2 separate regions of the Homo sapiens genome follow, and region 2 is linked to region 1. A link is a contact called in ENCODE Hi-C data. All regions are on one chromosome and are shown on one strand. The core of a region is the stretch at or near the end of the contact, and the rest is flanking DNA. Distances in the headings are between cores, read along the strand shown.

Evidence for each region. A loop is a pair of places that touch in the nucleus more often than their neighbours do. Pooled maps may share reads with other maps.
Region 2: a loop to region 1 is called in a pooled map, with 16 times the contacts of the local background. The contact joins the promoter of HDAC8 here to the promoter of IGBP1 in region 1. A Hi-C loop is called at or near these places in 2 of 37 single-sample maps with no recorded cell type and 9 of 50 pooled maps.

The regions. Positions count from the first base shown.
Region 1 is chrX:70,132,102-70,134,805 of GRCh38, reverse strand. It overlaps IGBP1 (immunoglobulin binding protein 1), which reads right to left and starts at 1,359. Exons shown (of 7, transcript NM_001551.3): 1 at 1,266-1,359; 2 at 671-1,083; 3 at 1-283. The coding sequence starts at 858. RefSeq lists an enhancer at 481-940.
Region 2 is chrX:72,571,497-72,574,196 of GRCh38, reverse strand. It overlaps HDAC8 (histone deacetylase 8), which reads left to right and starts at 1,354. Exons shown (of 11, transcript NM_018486.3): 1 at 1,354-1,546; 2 at 2,088-2,140. The coding sequence starts at 1,436. RefSeq lists an enhancer at 1,262-1,391.

The sequences.
Region 1 (2,704 bases), core at 110-2,609:
AGCCTGTCTTTGAGATGCCATAGCAACGAGACTAGGATAAGCCATGGAGGAATTGGCAGTGTGATTTTCAGCAGAGTTGTTCATGGTTTTGGGCAGCTCAAACTCTGCCACATGATAGCAATGGCACTGAGTTAAGTAGTTTATAAAGTGTTCTCGAGCCCGCTGCAAATGATCTAGACGCTTGCTGGGGTTGACTTGTTTCATGGTGAGGGCTCCTTGAAACGCTGGCACCAAAAGGTACTTCAGGTCGGTGGAAGCAATCTCTTCCAAATCTTCATTTCGGCTGGAAGAGCAAAAAGGAGGCAGTGAAGCCTGACTAGGCATTCAAATTGTGGCCCTTGCTTTCTGGGGGACGGAGTGGGAGGCTGGGCTGGGAGTGGACCAGAGGGAGGAGGCACGGGGAACAGCGGCCAGTTTCACTCAATGAAAGTGGCTGAGGGCTCACACCCAATGCCTATGCAATCAGCAGACGCTAGGAAGCAGAGTCGTAAGATATCAACCATCTGGGAAGAGAGGTGGGGAATGTAAACAATGTACACAAGATCGCAGTGGTAAGTAGGAACGAAACGTTCTCACCACTAAAGGTCCCCTCCACTCAGGCGCAATGGCTCCACCCTTGGTAACCATTATTACCTTCGTTCTCAGCCATTATTACTATCTTCCCCCATACCTGAACAAGTCGAGCTGCGATAACATTTCGGCAGCCTTCTCAAGGAGGTCCAAGCCCTTGAACACCTTCTCCTGGACTATCCGGGAACCGGCGGGTTCAGTCGCCACTTCTACTTCGTCCAGTAACTGTCTACCAGTTTCGAACAGCTCGGGGAGCCGCGGCAGCTGTAACTCGTCCTCAGCAGCCATCTTGGGGAGAGAGGAACCCGGAAGATCTCTTTTCCGGGGTCAAAGGCAACCTTGATAAAGAAGAATTAGGCGAGCGCGGACAAAACCGGAAGAAGCACCTCATTGGTCCAGTAGCTTCACTGTTAACAAAGCATCAAAGGACTTCCGGGAGCCGCTGTTAGCCGGCCCTGGCAACCGTTTCCATAGACTCATTTTACCAGGCAGCCCGTTACAAGTCGTAGGCATCTGTTAAAAGCAAACAAACAAGCAAAACCCTAGGCGCTGTTTTACCATGAGCTCCTCGTCGCCGACACGGGGCTGAGAAGTTCTGTGGGCTCTGAAGCCCGGGTGAGGCGAGGCTGAATTCGGAGCGCGAGGAGTGCGGACGAGCGAGTGCGTTTTAGGAGCCAGTCTGGCGCGCCCCTTACCTCGCGAGTAGCTCCCTAGGTTGAGGAGTCCAGGGACTCTAGCCGCCGCACCACTCCCACGGTTTGAAGATCCGGTCGCTTGAGCGCGAAGTGCAAGTAGCGCCCCCCTGCGGTTTCCGTCCACCCACCAGATGGAGCTCCGGGTTCCTCCCAGCCAATCCTCTCCCGTCCTCTTCCCCCTTCACCCCACACACGCCTACGACCCGTAGGCCGGCGTCCGGTGGAGCCCCCCTCAGCAAGATTGGCAACCTGCAACTCCGGTCACCGCACAGCCGGCTTCCCTTCGTGCACTTAGTTCCTACATCAAATGTTATTTCTGTGCAACCTTCCTTGTCTCTCTACCGCCTTCCACCCTGTGCCCTTCAGCCGCCAAGTCTGGGTTTCTCCTATGCATCTCTATCATGGCACCTACCACGCTGTATAATTGCTAGTGACTTACAAATCTCTCTTATCAGAATGAATTTGACTCATCTTTGCACCACTCTGGCTAGCCTGAGTACTCAGTATCAGTCATTATCTGAATAAAAAAAAAAAGTGATCAGTTTGGAAAGCAGCCAACTTATGCAGAACAGCATTGTTCAGTAGGTAGTTACTAGCTACATGTGGTTACTAAGCACTTGAAAGTGGCTATTTTGAATCGAGATGTGCTGCAAGTGTAAAAAACACCCCAGATTTCAAAGACATTTAAAAAAAAAAGAATGAAAAATGTAAATACTTTTTACATGGACTACATGTTGAAATGATAGTCTTTTGGATATGTTGGATTAAATATATTATTAGAATTAATTGTACTTCTTTCTTTTCACTTTGTAAATGTGCCTGCCAGATAATTTAAAACTATATTTGTAGCTCCCATTATATTTCTACTGGACAGAACTGATGGAAAACATAATTTCAGGACTTCAAAGAAGGGACGTCATTGTTTTGAACAAAGCAATATAAATACATACTGATTACCTTAGGACGCAGCCTGAATTGTCCTAGGAGATTTAAGTAGCAGGCACACTGTCTACCCCTGAAAATAAACTTTTAAACTAGTATTTTAAACTACATATCGTTGAGAAGAAAAAAAGCTTCATTAAAAAACAACTAGAGGGCAATATAGGACAGTATAAAATAGGTGATATGTTGTATTGCACAGGCTGTTGGAAAAGCAAGAAAGGGCAAGTCATCCCATGCTAGGAGTAGTTCAGAAGGCTTCTTAGACATGACATGCGGTCACATAGAAGAATGTCAAAGTTTAAAGGGAACCCCCAAAATCGGAGGAAAAACTTGAGACCAGAAAGGTTAAGGGACTTGTCCAGCCAGTTTGTGACAAAGTCAGTGACTTCTGCGTTCAATTGTTTCTACTCCATTAACCTTCAGTTGGGTAGGATTTAGAAAGATGAAGACCTTTAATGTGGGACAGATTGAAGCCCCAAACTAGAACAGTGCTTCCT
Region 2 (2,700 bases), core at 105-2,604, 2.4 Mb before region 1:
CATCCTGGACGAATCAAGTTTATATAATAAAGGGAATGTTCAAAGGCTTCAGTGTCAGGCTGACCTAATTTTGAATTCCTACTTATCTGCTTGTTAAGTATGTGATTTTGAATGTTGTTTCTCTAAACTGCATCTGTAAAATGGGTGTATTGCAACCTCCTTTATAGGACTGTTGCAAGGATGAAATGAGATAATATGGCCAATGTGCATGTCACAATCTTCAATAAATGTTTAAAGTCTAAAAAGCAAGCCAGACTTTAAATATAGTAAGGATATTAGGTTGTCCCAGTGGTGTTAGTCAGTCAGTTTAGGTTGCCATGAGAATTAAGATCCTGAGCACTGGCCAGCTTGTATCAGATCATAGGGGCCTCCAGGAACCTCCAAATGCTGATGGTAATTCTAAAACCGCCTCAGATAGTCTTAAACTGGACCCTCACACCAAACCTAAAATATTTCCCTAATCTATGTTTAGCTGCAGAAACAAGAGGAGGTAGGAGGAGAAGAGCTGCAGTTTCCAAACACCACTGCTTGCAACCTTCCTACCACATGAATGTTCAAGGAGTTACATTTGACATCATTGCTTGATCGGAATCTACCAAGCAATTTCCACTGCACCAGCCAGTCTCTTGGGAAAGTACTATCAGATTTGCCAGAGTAAATTATTGAGATTGTTAACTCTCATGTGGACATGGATAGTTAATGATGAAAAGAAATGAACTATAAAATTGCATCACAGAATTTACTGTGTAAACTTTTCAAACCATTTGTGCCATTAAATAGCGCCCCCACCAAAAAAAAAAAAAAAAAAAAAAAGCCTATCCTTAGGATAGGCAGCTGATGTAGCTGGATGGTGGGGGCTCTAGGTGGCCACGTTCTATCTGTGTTTATATGGTTAAATGGATGAAATGGATGTGTTTGCAGATTGAAACAATTCATAAAGAGTTGAGGCTACTTTTTTTTTTTTTTTTTTTTGGTCTTAGCGCTGAAACTAAAAATCGCGGTTATTTTAGTGTTTAGCCCCGGCTCTTCCGTTGCTCAAACCTCCGGAAACTACATCTCCCAGCATGCTGTGAAACTGGTCTGACTTCATCTCAAATGGCCCCGTAGGGCAACAAGGATGGTTAGTTTTGACCCTACTTATTTGTGCCATAAAAACAATCGATCCTAATTGACAGCTATTTGGACTTTTACATCTGCCAAACCCTTTTCCTTGAACTGTGGTCACTAAATGAGGGGAGTCTGGTCTGGGAAGTCCCATCCATTCCTTCAATAGGATGGGGAGCGGTGATAGTGTCTCCGGCGATCTCAAGAATAGGAGGGAATGTTGACCAGGGAGCACCGCTGCGGCCGATCAGAGGAGCAGGAACTGGAACCCTGGCCGAGTCCGAAAAAAGCCAGATCTGGAAGGTGGCTGCGGAACGGTTTTAAGCGGAAGATGGAGGAGCCGGAGGAACCGGCGGACAGTGGGCAGTCGCTGGTCCCGGTTTATATCTATAGTCCCGAGTATGTCAGTATGTGTGACTCCCTGGCCAAGATCCCCAAACGGGTAAGGGAAGTCGGGATGAAAGACCATGGGCTTTGGGGGTGGGGGTGGGGGCGGTGGACGAAAGAGCGTTAGGAAGCGGAGAGGACACTGGGCTGGGGGAAATCTTCAGAAATTTCGAGTAGCTGTATCAGATACCTAAAGCTGTATCAGAAGGAAGTGTTCTCATATCGTTTCTGAGAGCGCAGCATGTCTCTTCGGGACGTCCAATGGACAGGTAGGAGTGGGGGAGGGGGTACGGAGGAGGGGAGAGGACGCAGTTTCCACTCATAGGGGACCGCTGAAGTCGTGGGAAAACAAGCTGCAGGGGGAAGGTGTTCCATCACCTGCCTAAGGCCCGGTAGCTTTCACCTTAGTGATTTTGATACTTTGTATCTGTATTGTCTAAAGTGTATTGTAACTGTTAACAGAAGGGAAGCCAGTTGAAACAAAATTAATCCGTTCCTTTGTTCAGGATGGTGAGATTGACGGGGATTTTGCTGAATTAAACTTTAAAGAGACTATTTCTGCTTTTCTTTTTTTTTTTTTACGCTGATGTTTTTAGGCCAGTATGGTGCATTCTTTGATTGAAGCATATGCACTGCATAAGCAGATGAGGTAAGTTGTCTTTCTTGAACATAGCCCTGAAGCTAGGTGTTCGTAGCCTTAATATCCTGCTTCACAGTGGGGCAAGGAAAAGAATGGTCTTTTGAAAAAATTATTTTAGCTTTCTGTGAAAGTATTCACAGTGTTTGTAATCTGCCTGTAATCCCAAGAAAGCTCTTGAAGAATTAAGAAAACTTGGGGGGCCGAGAGCATGGCTCACGCCTGTAATCCCAGCACTTTGGGAGGCCTAGGTGGGTGGATCGCCTGAGGTCAGTAATTTGAGACCAGCCTGCCCAACATGGCAAAACCCCGTCTCTACTAAAAATACAAAAAAATTAGCCGGACGTGGTAGCGGGCGCCTGTAATCCCAGCTACTCGGGAGGCTGAGGCAGGAGAATCGCTTGAACCCCGGAGGTGAAGGTTGCAGTGAGCCGAGATTGCACCATTGCACTGCAGCCTGGGCAACAAGAGTGAAACTCCGTCTCAAAAAAAAAAAAAAAAAAAAAAAAAAAAAAGAAAGAAAGAAAGAAAAAGAAAAGAAAACTTGGGACAGGGGAGTGGAAAGTGCAGGA